Linked DNA regions of Homo sapiens: region 1 is linked to region 2. The links are chromatin loops, found by intact Hi-C in ENCODE. Cell type or tissue: heart left ventricle. All regions are shown on one strand.

Evidence for each region. Peaks named below come from ENCODE experiments on the same cell type or tissue, not always from the same donor. Only the 100,000 strongest peaks of a DNase experiment are listed, where the experiment ranks them.
Region 1: a loop joins it to region 2, with 9 times the contacts of the local background. A loop is called at or near these places in 89 of 110 quality-filtered maps.

Annotation. Positions count from the first base shown.
Region 1 is chr7:134,951,278-134,959,277 of GRCh38, reverse strand. CALD1 (caldesmon 1) reads right to left here. Exons shown (of 15, transcript NM_033138.4): 10 at 1,166-1,209; 11 at 988-1,069. Among named protein-coding and RNA genes, the nearest start is that of AGBL3, 31 kb to the left of the region's middle. In heart left ventricle, a CTCF peak has its summit at 4,878 (motif pointing right); no DNase peak of the experiment used is centred here.
Region 2 is chr7:134,686,275-134,694,274 of GRCh38, reverse strand. The region is part of intron 1 of LOC124901750 (a long non-coding RNA gene); the gene reads left to right. Among named protein-coding and RNA genes, the nearest start is that of BPGM, 43 kb to the right of the region's middle. In heart left ventricle, CTCF peaks have their summits at 4,083 and 7,237 (motif pointing left); no DNase peak of the experiment used is centred here; H3K4me3 peaks cover 697 bases; H3K27ac peaks cover 3,024 bases.

The DNA.
Region 1 (8,000 bases), 270 kb before region 2:
ACCTGGAATGCAGAGGTTGCAGTGAGCCGAGATTGCACCATTGCACTCTAGCTTGGGCAACAAGAGCGAAACTCCATCTCAAAAATAAAAATAAAAATAAAAAACAAAAAAACAAACAAAAAACAAGACAGTCAGCTGCAGTGGGCTTATATTTTAATAGAAAGGAAAGATAGTAACTAGTTATACAAGTATTTATTTCACATTGTGCTAAGTGCTATGAAAAATAATGATGTGCCATAAAGCATGGCACACAATTGGGGGGCAGTACTTAGTTTGGGGGTGCAAAGAAGGCTACTCTGAGGAAGTGACATTTAAACCCAGATTTGACAGAATACTTGAAAGAAGACTTAAATATATATATAGTTAAATATATATATATATATATATATATATATATATATATATTTAAATACCAGTAAACCCATTCGTTACAAAAAAACCTTTTCATTAAACAATATTCACGCTGAAAGTAGAAAATAATTTATTTAAAACTCTCCTAAAATTTATCTTTATTATTGTATTTCTTAGAACTTAGAATTTCAAAGTGTAATAAAGCATCATTAATATTCTGACACTATTGGGGGCCAGGTGTGGTGGCTCACATTCGGCTTTGGGAGGCCAAGGCGGGTGGATCACTTGAGGTCAGGAATTCGAGACCTGCCTGGCCAACAGGGTGAAACTCCGTCTCTACTAAAAATACAAAAATTAGCCAAGTGTGGTGGTGGGCCCCTGTAATCCCAGCTACTCGGGAGGTTGAGGCAGAATTGCTTGACCCCAGGAGGCAGACGTTGCAGTGAGCTGAGATTGCCATTGCACTCCAGCCTGGGCAACAGAGTGAGACTCCGTCTCAAAAAAAAAAAAAAAAAAAAATTCTAACACTCCTGGGGCTATTGGACTTGATTATTGTCCTAAGTGTTTTTATGCTCTTCTATGTAGTCAGAATCTATTTCTGTTCAGCAGGACCATAACGCTGAGGACAATTCTCACCTCAATTGCACTGGTATACTGCTCCAGTCTGCTGTCAATCTTGGAGACTATTGCTGCTTGATGGGTCGATTTGACACCACTGCTAAAAAAGTAAACACATACATATAAAAATATGAGAGAGAATCTTCTCATACATATGCTAGCTGATTAGCTCAATTGAACCATCAAGCATATTTACCTTTTCTGCACAGACTTATTCAAAAATTCTGCTCGCTCTTCTATCTAGGAATTACAAAAGAAAATAAACCCAATTAATATTTCAAGCTTATAAACAGTGTTTCTCAGCCCAGGCCAATATCATCCCTGAACCTGTTAAACACACCGAAGAGCATATAAGGGTATTTGAGTTACTGTGCGTAGCTCTGCTAGAAAGCAAAACTACATATAAGGTATTTGATAGTGAGATTTGGGGGAATGAAGGTAGGATTGATACAGGATAGAGAAAACGTGTAAAAAAAAAAAAATCAAGTTTTCAAGGCAAAATAAAGACCAGACAGAAATGGAATAAAAATGCCTCTAAAACAATATAAATCAGTGGCAAAATAATTAAAGTTTAAGACTAACATAATTGGCTGAGCGCTGAGGCTCACACCTATAATCCTAGCACTTTGAGAGGCCGAGGCAGGCAAATCACTTGAGGTCAGGAGTTCAAGACCAGCCTGGCCAACATGGTGAAACCCTATCTCTACTAAAAAATACAAAAAGTAGCTGGGTGTGGTGACACGCGCCTGTAGCCCCAGCTACTTGGAAGGCTGAGGTGGGAGAATTGCTTGAACCTGGGAGGGAGAGATTGCAGTGAGCCAAGATTGTGCCACTGCACTCCAGCCTGGGTGACAGAGTGAGCATCTGTCTCAAAACAAACAAACAAAATGCAACAACAACAAACAAATAATTTTTTCAAAAACACACACTGTTACCCTTTAGGATGTATTTACTAGAGACATACCATGCTATTCGAGTAACAAAATTTTCCCATAATGTTTTAACTATGTATTTGGTATGTAACAGGATTGAATAACTAGGAAATGTGAACTAGTCCCTTATTGCTTAACCTGATTTCCTAACTTGACAAGGGTCAATGATCAAGCCTATTGCTGAACTTAATTAGCCTTGGAACGTAAAAGGCGGGATACAGGTAGAATGAGGATGGGGCACAGCTCATCTGTAATGGCTGAGGCTTCCCATGAAGCCCCTCTTAGCCCAAGTGTGAAATGAGGAAATGAGCCCAGAGAAACAGGGTTGGACATAGAAAAAATCAGCAGTTAGTAGTCTTTGATGAGTTCTTTTTTTTTTAAAGCTAGGAACTTTTTTGCTACAACTGAAGCTGCTAAATCAAACATTATATTTTACTGAAACTGTAACACTTAAATTTAGATGTTAGCAATAAGCAAATATTTGTTGAATCCATGCCACACCCAACTCCAGGCTAGAAATATCCTCTACCACCCATCACCTATCAATACCATGAGCAAATACCTTCTTTGCTTATGACTGCATGTGCCAAAGCACATGCACGCTGAAAAGTTCCATTTTCTTCCCTGTTCAGGACAGTCAAGAAATCTACTGGATTTTAGTTGCCCTAGGCTAGTATGTTTGAGTGGCCCCTTGTCTCAGTGAGTCTTGGTTAATGTGAGAAATTACCATAGACTGGGTGCCTTAAAACAACAAACATTTCTCACAGTTCCGGAGACTGGGAAGTCTAAGATTAGGTTGCCAGCATGGTTGGGGTCTGGTGAGACCTCTCTTCATGGTTTGCAGATGGCCACCTTCCTGCTGTGTCCTCATATAGTGCAGAATAGAGAGGGAGCAAATAAGGTTCTGTGTCTCTTCTTACAAGGGCACTAATCCCATTAAGGGGGCCTCCACCCTCATGACCTAATTGTCTTCCAAAGATCCCACCTCCTAATACCATCATATTGCAGATTAGGATTTCAACATATGAATTTTGAGGGGATACACACAATTCTCCAAGATGTGAGGGGTTCTTTCTGACCCAGACTGGTCTGGGATTCATGAGCAATTAATAAATACCACAGAGTTTTTTTTTTTTGAAAACATGCTTCCTCTCTAATATCAGTTGAATAACAGTTTTATAGATACTAGTAAGAGCATTTCATTCTTTCTGATGATTTCCTACAAAGACAAAAGCAAACTCTTACTTAAAAAACTATGCAAAAAAGTACTATAAGTAGTGCTGACTTTATGGGATATATAAAACATCTGTAAAGTAACTCTTATTTTTCTGATTTTAATTATAAACTTAGAAGTATATTTCTGTAGAAAAAATTCCCAGGTGAGTAAGGTGAAACAGTTTAGAACTATGCAATGCACTGGCACTTTTAATAAATATTACCCATCCGTCCGTCCGTCCATCCATCCATCCATCTATCCATCCATCTATCCTATTTTTATCCCTGCCAGCCTGTCAGCCAAACAATTAGCCAATAAATAATATACTCAGTACCTTCTATATAAAATTGAATACTAATAAATAAAATAGTGCTATTGATCGAACTGTGTCCCCCTAAAATGCATGTGTTGAGGCCCTAACCCCCAATGTGATTGTACTTGGAAATGGGGCCTCTAAGGAAGTAATTAAGGTTAAATGAGATCAGAGCGGTGGAACCCTGATCCTACAGGATTGTTATCCCTACAGGAAGACACACTAGAGAGCTCACTTGCTCTCTTTCCTCCATGTGAAGACACAGTAAGAAGGCAGCCATCTGCAAGCCATGAAGAGGGCTCTCACCAGAAACTGAATCTGCTTGCACCTTGATTTTGGACTTCCAGCCTCCAGGACTGTGAGAAATACATTTCTATTGTTTAATCCATCCAGTCTATGGTATTTTGTTATGGCAACCTAAGCAAGCTAAGATAGACAAGGTCTTTTTCTTTTTCTTTTTTGAGACAGAGTCTCACTCTGTTGCCAGGATGGAGTGCAGTGGTGGAATCTCGGCTCACTGCAATCTCCACCTCCCGGGTTCAAGTGATTCTTCTGCCTCAGCGTCGAGTAGCTGGGACTACAGATGCGCGCCACCATGCCCAGCTAATTTTTGTATTTTCAGTAGAGATGGGATTTCACCATGTTGGCCAGGATGGCCTCGATCTCTTGACCTCATGATTCGCCCACCTTGGACTCCCAAAGTGCTGGGATTACAGGTGTGAACCACTGTGCCTGACTGACAAGGTCTTATTCTTTAAGGAACACAGAATTTAGTAGGGAAGACTAGTAAAGTATATAAAATAAAATATTTAAAAATTAACAGTAGGTACAATATTAAAGAAAAAAATGCTGTGTGTATAAGAAGTAACTATCTGGGGGAGGTGGAGAAGGCTTTTCAGTAGTGTTGATATTTGAGCTGAGATTAGTAGTTTCTGGTTTACATGGTTTCAGAAATGAGTTTATGAAAGTGAGGAAGGAAGTGCATGGCTTAGCCAGGAAAGGGCATTTCTGGCAAAGCAAGCACATGTACAAAGATTTGGAGAGCCACAAGGCACGCAGCGTGGTGAGACTGGGGATAAAGAAAAATTCAGTGTGGTGGGAGGATAGAGGCACTGCAGAAGGGGATAGCGGAGGTGAGAACTGTTCTTTGTCCCACCTGCAGCATCTTTATGACTCAGGGATCATCTTTCTAACCTTGGCCATGGCATTTATTCAAATCACCGAGATTCTCAGATTCCTACTCCTCCTTTTGCTTCTATCATAGCTAACATAGCCTGACTTCATCATTGCATTTCGCACATTTTGTCAGGATGCACTGTCCGTTTACTGATGCACTCCTGCTAGAAAATATCCTAACTTAGTGGCTCTAAACAATTTGTACTGAATTTGTATATTAAATGTTCTGTTTAAGGAATTTAACAAGGGAAATTGGTTCTTCTGAAGACCAAGAGGTGGCAGTATTGTCTCGATAAAACTTGGAATAAAAGCACACCATTCGTTTTAGAAAATTGGTGCTCTCGTTACTCCACACCCTGCCCCAACCAATAAAGGCAATAGAAATTAAAAAATCTTTGAATTTAATTTACTTAAAATCTATTCTTTATTGCATATGAAAATCAGTCACTGCTAACATAATTTAATGATGAAAAACTAGGTACAGACTTTCCCAAACAAGGAATAGAAATCATGAGATATTTTTTAAAAATACAGTAGTTGGTAGTATTTTGATGTCAAATAGCAAATATTTTTCCTCCCATTGGTATTCTACAATGCTAACTTGTGACCACTTATAAAAGTTGCAGGGCCAAGGGTATCAATAGCTATCCCAATTACATTGTAGAATATGAAATTGAGCTTGAAAATCAGAGTCACAGCAAGTTCTTCAAGGCACATACATGGAGGGAAGCATAGACTGTCTGCCCCTGAATATGTGTCTCTCTTACATAGAAATTTAAAATAACCTAGACCTTTTTTATACATCTACTTTAATCAATTGCAGACAAATGCCTCTCCATCAGAGGGAGTAGATAAATGGCTTCCTGGGGGTACTAGATGAAATGGGAAGCCAGCATCTGGCTGAGGGAAAGACCAGAGAAATAGGTACGTTGAGAAATTTGGTAGAGAAGAAATAATTAGAGGAGGGTAGGGTAGGTTGTAGTTTCTCCTGAAAAAAAAAAACAAAAAAAAAAAACCACAGTAGAATTTGGAAGTCTAGATGACTACTATTTTCTTCATGTTACCAAGACTGTTCAAGGAAGGCTTGGGTGGGATTTTAAAGAAGGTAGAAAGAGAGAACATGGTTTTCTTTTTCTTTTCTTTTTTTTTTTTTGAGACGGAGTTTTGCTTTTGTTGCTGCCTCCCAGGTTCAAGCAGTTCTTCTGCCTCAGCCTCTCAAGTAGCTGGGATTACAGGCATGCGCCACTGCGCCCAGCTAACCTCTGCCTCCCAGGTTCAAGTGATTCTCCTGTCTCAGGCTCCTGAGTAGGGATTACAGGCACCTGCCACTTTGCCTGGCTAATTTTTGTATTTTTAGTAGAGACGAGGTTTCACCATGTTGGCCAGGTTGGTTTCAAACTCCTGACCTCAGGTGATACACCTGCCTCAGCCTCCCAACGTGCTGGCATTACAGGTGTGAGCCACCGCACCTGGCCTTGAGAATGGTTTTCACACTGTTAAACGGTTAAAAAAAAATCAAAAGAAGAATAATATTTCATGACATTAGAAAAGCACAATAAAATTACATAAAATTCAAATTTCAGAGTTTATAAATAAAGCTTGCCTACTCCACAAGGCCTTTCTCTACTCATTTTGCTCTGCTCACTTTTGTAATTCTTGAATTGTTTCTTTGAGGCAGTCATTAGAGCCATCAGGGCAGCCACCTTGCTTTGTTCTTTCCCTCATAGGACATAGCATGCATTAAGTATTTCATAAATAATCAGATATTAAATGTATAATCCCTCTGTGGCTTAGTTTAAATTTTCCCTGAAGCAGACCTTGAGACAAGGGTTCAAGTACAAATAATTTATTTGGGAGGTATCAGAAATATGACTGGGACCTAGACCATCATAAAGACTAAGTGAGCCGGGCATGGTGGCTCATGCGTGTAATCCCAGCACTTTGGGAGACCAAGGTGGGCGGATCATGAGGTGAGGAGTTCGAGACCAGCCTGGCCAATATGGTGAAACCCTGTCTCTACTAAAAATACAAAAATTAGCTGGGCATGGTGGCGTGCACCTGTAGTCCCAGCTACTCGAGAGGCTGAGGCAGAAGAATCGCTTGAACCTGGGAGGCGGAAGTTGCAGTGAGCCAAGATGGTGCCACTGCACTCCAGCCTGGGCAACACAGCGAGACTCTATCTCAAAAAAAAAAAAAAAGACTAAGGGAAGTTATTTGGGGATTAAAAAATTCTGATTTTCATGTGGAACAAGTAATAACTGTAAAATGTAAGCAGTTTTTGGTCATTTTGGTGTGCCACTTGATATAACCGTACACATATGTACATAATTAACCATCCAGACCTCGCTATGATTCTTTTTTTCTTTTTTTTGGGATAGGGTCTCATTCTGTCACACAGGCTGGAGTGCAGTGGCACGATCTCGGCTCACTGTAACCTCTGCCTCCCAAGTTCAAGTGGTTCTCCTGCCTCAGCCTCCCAAATACCTGGGATTACAGGTGTGCGCCATCACACCTGGCTAATTTTTGTATTTTTAGTAGGGATGGGGTTTCACCAGATTGGCCAGGAAGGTCTAGAACTCCTGACCTCAGGTGATCCATCCACCTCGGCCTCCCAAAATGCTGGGATCACAGGTGTGAGCCACTGTGCCCGGCCAGACCTGGGTATAATTCTCTCATGGCTTTGTCCATTGTTGATGCTTTATAACCTAGCTAGGTTGATGGAAAATGAAATGTTAAAAGTCCCAATCTCTGAAGATTCATTCCTTTATTCATCATTTAACAAATTTTTATTAAGTATCTTCAATATGATGTAAGGCACTGTGCTAGATGCTCAATGATGTTAATTCTCAAAGAAACTGCCACTGGCAATAATGGTGGACTGATTATAAATCAAGGATGCTACTTTCTTGAGTCCACTGTGTTTTCCCTACATCTCAACTATTCTATCATCTCCCTGACTCAGCTGATTCCTGCTCCTTTTCTGTTCTCTTGGCAGCACTCTGTTTTACATCAAATAGGAGCTGTGCTCCATGAAGGCTGTCATAGGACCAAAGCCATCCTGGAAAAGGACCCTTTCCAAGTCACATTTCACCTCCTCCCATAATAATTGCTTTAAAATTTGCACCTGTACCATTTCCAGCTGGCTTTTAATCATGACAAAGAAAAAATGAACAGCTAGCATGAAAAGCAGCTTAAACTTTTAAAATATACTTTCCTATTTTATAAATTTTAGATGTCTCTATTCTCAGTTGCTCAAAGGAATGAGGCACATGGAGAATGTGGATCAGTAAAATTGAGAGATAATCACCGAATGTCATTTTAATGTATGCCAAAGCATCTAATAAACAACAGATAAAAATTTCACTACTGTCCCTCCTTTCCATATGTTGTAAAC
Region 2 (8,000 bases):
CTGACTCTAATTTTTATGGAGGCTTAAAGAAGCAGTTTCATTACTTCTCATTTTTTATGTCACTTCTTATTCCATCTAGTGCTTAATAATTTGCTTTCCCCAAGAGTAGGTGCTCAGTAAAGGCTTTTTGCCAACAGAAGGGACATAGGGGCACTGAAAAGTTGCTCGACATAAGTATCTCCAAGGCTACTCAGTAATTTAATAGCAGGTATAGGAGAAGATCACAGTTTCCTCTTTGTTCTCTCTTGTATCTGATGGGAATAGGAGGTGGAAGGGTGATACCTCCACTTAGAGAATACAGGAGACATGTTTATTCTGACCATTTAAGTCATCTGTGACATAGAGTGTCAAACAATATTTATTCTCAGGCTCCAGTGGGATGGCAGAGATAGAAAAGAACAAGAGGCAGCCTAGGCTAGCAAGGAGGACCTGAACTGGAAGTCAGGAAGTTATGTGATTGTTAGTAGAGGATGTAATGATTAGAAGCTATTCTTAATCAAAGAATTCTTAATAAAAATTCCTAGAACTTCCATGCCTTCAGCAGCTCACGCAGCCAAGAAAGAAATTATCCACGCCCTGGGGGAACCTAAAGCCCATCAGCTCCCTCGCTGCCATGTGCAACCCAAGCGCGGAATAAGGCTCACGGGACCTGTGCCACATACTGAAACAGGACTGCCAGCTTCCCAAAGTGGTCAGTGATGCTCCTCCAACTGCAGCTACTCTTTGATGACCTGGAGGGGTGTTTAGTCATCATCTGAGCCAGTGCAGTTCAAATCAGCCCAGGGTTCTGATGACGCACCACATACACAGGGGGAGGATGTGGGGAGCTGAATGGCAGAGTCCTGGGGCCCCTCCTTCATTTCCACAGGGCAGCTCTGCTTTCAAAGACAGGGTTGTGATTTAGAAAGAAGAAAACCTTAATTTAGAGCCACTGCTTTGGGGAATTAAGTCTCAGAGATGAAGTAATGGGCTGCAGGTCATTCAGCCAGTTGGTAGCAGAGCCTGGGGTAGAATCCAAACCTTGAGCGCCTCGTGCCCAGTCCCCTTCCACTTCATTCGCTCGTGCTGCCAAGTGTCTCATTATACACATACGTCTCAAATAACGATGCTAGAGGATGCTCCAGTAACACTTTTTTTTTAAAAAAAGCATTACAAAAGAAAGCACCAAAACGTCCACAAAAGCATACACAAGGTTATTTATCTCCAACAGCCCAACGCGACAAGATAGCTTCACACCCAGCTTGCAGGTGGACTGTTCTCTCTCCTCTACCCCAGCTGAAGATAAAAAAGGCCAGCCCTTGGCACCATCAACTAGTCAATAACTTAGTTTTCCAGGTCTTTCTTAAAAAAGACAGTTCCTCCTCCTCTTTAGCCCTTTTCTCACTGTCAAATCAAGGAGGAATCCGCCACCAATAAGTTTACTGGAACCTCCATTGACTGACTACTTTTCCATTGTGAGTAAATGTCTTCAGAATTCTCTGTTCCTTAGTGGTATGTGCTGTTAAAATTTTATCTCTAATGATTCCAGTAAAGACTTTTTATTAAAGGAATTTCGAACATCCATGACAGAAACAAGGGAAGATGCTTTTTCTCAGTGGTTGGGGAAGACCTGGTGATCATATTAGGTGTTAATTCAAGCTGCACCTCAGGTGGCTTAACAGCAAATCCTGTTTTGATCTTTTAAAGGCAGAAATCCCTCCCTAGTCATCGGGACCTATGAGTAGAACTTGAAGCATCCTTTGTTGGTTTTTCAACCACAGCCTGCCTGATAAGCCCCTCCACGCCTTTTGCCAGGATTCTGCCTGGTAGGGAAAGACACAAGGGCCATGATGGCACCCTCCTCTTTGGCCCCTTTCCTATTCTACCAAAAATCTTGATTTTCCTCTGCCTCTGCCAACTCCTCTGTGGTCTCAAGTGTTCCAGGAAATGAGGAGTAATTCTTTAAATCTTGCTTTAAAAGGGGAACACCATGTGACTCCTCCCTGTGGTGGGTGAGGGGTGGGGTGGGGAGGCTGAGGGGGCTCAATGGTGCCTGTAGAAGTCCAGGTTCAGGTCTCTTGGGGGAGGAGGAAGCTCTGTCGTCCCTTCCACTCAGCATCAGCCAGCCTGGAGACCGCATCAGATTGGCATAGCTCCCTGGAACAGTCTCCCCTTCCCTTCATCCTCCACCACCGCACCCCCCCACCCCACCGCCTCCCGCCCCCGCCTTCTCTTAGCTCTTCCCTCCCTCTGCCCCCAGGCTCCTACTTGCATTCTTTATATCTTCTGGCATTTTTCATGTTGTTTTACTTTGTATTTAATAATAGCTCTGCATTCTTTTCTTTATCTGAAATCAAGGCTCATACCTGCATCATGCGTTCACTTTGGGAGTAAAATTTATGGCCGAACTTGCCATGGGGTTAATTGCTTTTCATTAACTTCATACTTCTTAATTATTACAAATTATTTGCCTGTACTAGAAATAGTTCCATCCTGTGCTCCAAATTTACTAGCCTGCAATTGCAACCAGAAACGGGAAGTCTTGGATTGCCGGTGCTTGGGGAGTGAGGTTCCCAGCTTTATGCATCGGAGTCTGACCAGACTGAGGGTAGGAAGACGGTGGGTAATTCTAGATCTTTAGACTTCAAAGCCCAGATTAGGGCCCGTAGGCCAAATAAAAATTGAATTTAGCTTTTCTGAGCCATAGACTGTTCTGTGTCTCAATTCTCAAATCTATAAAGTGGAGTTAGGAAGACAGAAAGACACGATGTGTATATTTAATAACAAGTTTACTTTAAAATCAGTTTGAAAAACCTATACTTCACATAATGAGTGGGGTTTCAAAAGCAAGAAAGAGAAAAAGTATACCCACCAAAGGGGAGGGCAGAATAAATCCCAATGGAAAATTTGTGCCTTTCTGTGGTTGGAGTCATTTGGTCAAGAAATGATGAAATTACAAATTTCTGAAAAGGGCGTGTGTGTCGGAGTTCCTGAGGTCCAGTTCTCAGCATGGTACTTGGGCAAGGCCAGTGTTGAACTCTGAGGAAGAATAAAGAGAAGGAAGTGGTCACGACCAGCATTCTTTGCCAAAACAGCAGTGCCTCCATGGCCTCGTACTGCCCATGAGTCTCTTCATCTCATGGATTTGAAGCAAGCTCTCTCAGCAAGCCTGTACACCCATTGTCCCTTGCAATGTGATTCGTCCTTTGACTCCTTAGATGGGAATGGTTGGTAAAAAGGGAATCGCAGCTGGAGGTTTGTGGGAACTGGCATATTCAGACTACACAAAGGCCCTGTGTGTGCAGACACAGCCACAGCTGTGGGAGCCAAGGGCCTGGCAATGGGGAGAAGTAGGTATTTCTCAGTGCAGGAAAGCATTCCTGTCCGTGCTCACAATCCATCTGGTATTGACTTTGAACTCACACGCAGAAAAAAGGAATGAAGTCGGCCCAGCAGCTGAGCCCAGAATCAGCTGGGAGGACATTCAAAGTTCCCTGTAAGGGAGCGTGGATGGACAGAGGAGGACAGGGATTTGTAGCCACTTCTGCAATCGCTCTGACCATTGCCAAGTGGGCTAGCAGCAGCAGATGTTCCAGCAGGAGGGCAGTGTCTGTGCCCAGCGGCAGGGCCATTGTCCTTGCTGGAACCATCTCACACTGTTCACTGAGTCTTGTTCTCAGCTGACTGGCTTTCCAAGCTTAACTCTCTTGGCTTTCCCAAAGAGTCTGTGAGCCACCCAATATCCTTTAACAAATTCCTTTTCTGTTTAGACTAGCTAGACTGGTCTTTACAGTTTTTAATGGAAGGCCCTGGCACTGATAGCTTTCGAAGGCTGGAGCTCTATGGCTTTTAATACTCCATGCTAAAGAAAACACAATTTTTTGCTTTGTTTTATTTTCTGCAAATAAAATGTCTTGTTCTCCTCTTCCTATGTGTGTATTTATATAGTTCAGTTAGGCTTTAATATACAAGCTCTGAATTCTCCAAATACCAAAGCAGACAGTTTAAGAAAAGAAGGAAAGCAAACGCCTATTTCTCCCACTTTCAAAAGCACACACTTAAATTTTGTGTGGAAAAAAAATCTAAGCTCTCTAGCTCCACTCGGTGTCCTGTTGAACTGGTGTGGCACCATGTTACTCTTTCAGAGAATGAAAATGAAACTTGCTCACTGTAGCTTCATTGAACCACTTTATTCTTTGACCAATTTTGGATGGGTATTTTAATTAAAAATTTTTTTCAGCCAGGCACGCGGTGGGCTCACGCCTGTAATCCCAGCACTTTGGGAGGCCAAGGCAGATGGATCACGAGGTCAGGAGATCGAGACCATACTGGCTAACACGGTGAAACCCCGTCTCTACTAAAATTACAAAAAATTAGCCTGGTGTGGTGGCACACGCCTGTAATCCCAGCTACTCAGGAGGCTGAGGCAGGAGAATAGCTTGAACCCAGGAGGTGGAGGTTGCAGTGAGTTGAGATCAAGCCACTATACTCCAGCCTGGGTGACAGAGCGAGACTCTGTCTCAAAAAAAAAAAAAATTAAACTAAAAACAGTATGGGACAGTGGCCAAGAGCGTGGGCTTTGGAGTTAGGTCAACTTGGATTTGAATCTTGCTGCAGCTATATACTAGCTTTGCGACTGTGTCTTGCTACTCAGGTTTTGTGAGGCTCATCTGTAAGATGAATATAATAAAAATGTTCACCTCAGAATATTATTGTGAGGATTAAACAAGATCCAAGACCTGGCTTAAATTGCCATTAGAGAATGACCCAGGGGAGCTTATTCATTGTAGCTAAATGATAAAATTTAAAATCAAGATTTAAATGCTTTCAGAAGGGGTGCATTTAGAAACACTGAAGTCTCCTTGTTACTCTCTTTTTAAATATGATAGGAATTACAATTCTTATAGAGATTATGCTACACAATGATCTATGTTTACACAAGAACGTAAATGTTGTCTTGGAGAGATTACATGCTCAGATGGCAGAAGCTCTTCAGTGGCAATGAGGGCATGGGCTACTGGGCTACTCTTTGGCTTGGAAGACCTTTCCTGTCTTCCGTTCACCCTACCATGGCTCAATTTGGCTTCTGCCTACCTCCCCAATCCCATCCTACACCACTTCAGCCTTCACTACTGACCTTAGCTGTTGTCTGTTGCCTAAACACCTTCTTCAAGTTGTTCAGGTTACACTGACCTTACCTATTATCTGTTGCCTAAACACTCTCTTCTGTCTCAGGACTATTGCACTTGTTACTTCTTCAGCCTGGAGCGCATGTACAGGTACACACACACACTTACGCAAACACACACAAAATCATTCAAAGTTCAATATATATGAAACCTTTTCAGAGAAGACTGTCATCACCATCCTTGATGATGCGTGGTGGCTTTTAGTCATATAAAATGGCTTTATATATTTTAAAGTACTTTTTGTTATAAAGGTATATTTTTCAAGGCATAAAAAATATACAAAACATATTTTATATAGCAGTTTATTAGCTTGGTTGAGTTTTTAAATATTTAGACATTACTTACAGCAAAACATTGAAAGCACCTAATTTTTTTTTCCTGTTGGACATTTAAGTTCTATCCAAATGATGCAACAGTGTTCAGCCATGGAGTAAAATTGTTTGAAGTCTATACAACATGGAGAAATCCTTATGATAAAGACAAGAATAAAATATGAATATAAATCAAGAATATGTCTAAGTGAAACATGCATATAGAAAGAAAGAAATAAAATAGTTCTTAGGATGGGAACATTAGGGAATCTTTCCCACTTATTTTCAAGATGTTTATATGGTTATATTTAACTCTATAATTACAGGTTAAAAACAGGTTGCAACTCCATAAGTAACCTGTTTCTGTACCATTATAGCAGCTGCCTATGGAGAAGGGCTCGGTGCTGACAGGCTACTTAGCCTCACCTGCCTTCCTGTCCGGCAGTGGTAGGATTTCCACCTCTGCTTCCATGTATTGGCATGGTAGGAAGACAGCCGCAGAGAACAGACAGGTCAGATCAAATGCCAGCCAGGAGAAATATTTTAGGCCAGGCACAGTGGTTTACACCTGTAATCCCAGCACTTTGGGAGGCCGAGGCGGGTGGATCACCTGAGGTCAGGAGTTCGAGACCAGCCTGGCCGACATGGTGAAACCCTGTCTCTACTAAAAATACAAAAAATTAGCTGGGCATGGTGGTGCGTGCCTGTAACCCCAGTTACTTGGGAGGCTGAGGCAGGAGAATCACTTGAACCTGGGAGGTGGAGGGTGCCGTTACCTGAGATCGTGCCATTGTGCCATTGCACTCCAGTCTGGGCGACAAGTGTGAAACTCTGTCTCCAAAAGAAAAAAAAAAATAGGAAGAAAAAAAGAAAACAAAAACCCAGCTGCGAGAAATATTTTAAAGAACAAATCTAAAACAGTGGGCAGTTTGGCCCCCCAAGTGGATAATTCTAGGGAATTCTGGAGTTTAAGTTTGCATGACTTTGGCTGGCACCCAGACTTAAATCCATTCAGTTCTCCTGCCAGTGAAGCGAACAGACAAGTGAACAAGCCAGATCCAGCAAGAGTCGATCACAGGGCTCCACAGGAGACTGTTACGAACCCTGAAAGATGAGCAGATATTAGGCAGGCAATGAAAAGAGGGCAAGGTGGGGTGGGTGATGGAGGGTAGTTCAAGGCCAAGGGGACAGCGGGTGCAAAGGCAGAGCCTAGGAGGGGTGCTGGACCTCTGAAGGTCTGAAGAATTACCCTGACGACTGTCTGGAGAGGACTAGAGGAGAGTAAAAGCGGAAGCAAGGGGATCAGCTAGAAGGCTGCTGAAATGTTGAAAGAGAAAAGATGAGGGCTTAACTCAAGGCAGAACAGTGGGGATGGAGAGGGGATGAATTTGCAAGGTAAGAGGTGACGGAATCAGCAGGACTTCATAACCATCAGAAGAAGAAAAGTCAAGGGTGATTGTCAAGATGCTGGCTAGACATCTGGGTGCACTGGTGGGACCAACATTGCCAAACAAGTGTCTAGAAACAAACGAGTACTTGGTATTCATTCGTATTTTAGATGGAAAACTGCCTGCCCCTTTCCCATATTCTGATCCATGGACATCTATGATGTTTATATTTACATTTTATGGTTACATAGGGTAAACTCTATAGTTAATAATCAGGGAAAGAAGTCGCACCGAGGAAGGAATTCCAAGCCTCTTTAGAAACAATCTTTTGTCATAAATATCCAGAGGCATTTATGAATAAATACTGACCCCCAGTGTCTACGTACAGAAACAAAGATTTTAAAAACGATATAAAATACCAAGACTCCTGGGAGAGTACCTGGAATTCCAGCTACAAGTAACATTCCCTGCAATCCAATCCCAGGATCCTAGCAGGCATCCTCAGAGATAAAAATACTGACTAGCTAACCTATGGCCAGCGGCCTTAGGTCTGGAGAATTCTAATGAGTATTCTACAGAATGAGTGTCGGGATGGATTACATAGCCTCAATTGTGTTGCAGAGCTATGTGTTGGCCTTTGCCCCTCTGCTTCAGAGGTTACATATGTCAAGGTCTAGGTTCAATTACTCCTAAGAGTCTTCCCACTAAGGGTAGATTTTATGCAATTAATCTGACTAATACAAACTCCAGCTCTGTCTGATTCCCCATCCAGTTCAACACGACATCCAGAGAATTTTCCTCTCAGGCAGATACAAAGCAGTGTGGTTGGGCAGACATTCCCTCTTCAATACTGTGTGGTTAGGGTTAAGTTCACGAGAATTTTTTTTTTTTTTTTTTTTTTGTGATGGAGTTTCACTCTGTTGCCCAGACAGGAGTTCAGTGGCGTGATCTTGGCTCACTGCAACCTCCATCTCCCGGGTTCAAGTGATTCTCCTGCCTCAGCCTCCTGAGTAGCTGGGATTACAGGCACGTGCCACCACGCCCAGCTAATTTTTGTATTTTTAGTAGAGACAGGGTCTCACCATGTTGGTCAGGCTAGTCTTGAACTCTTGACCTCGTGATCCAGAAAGGAA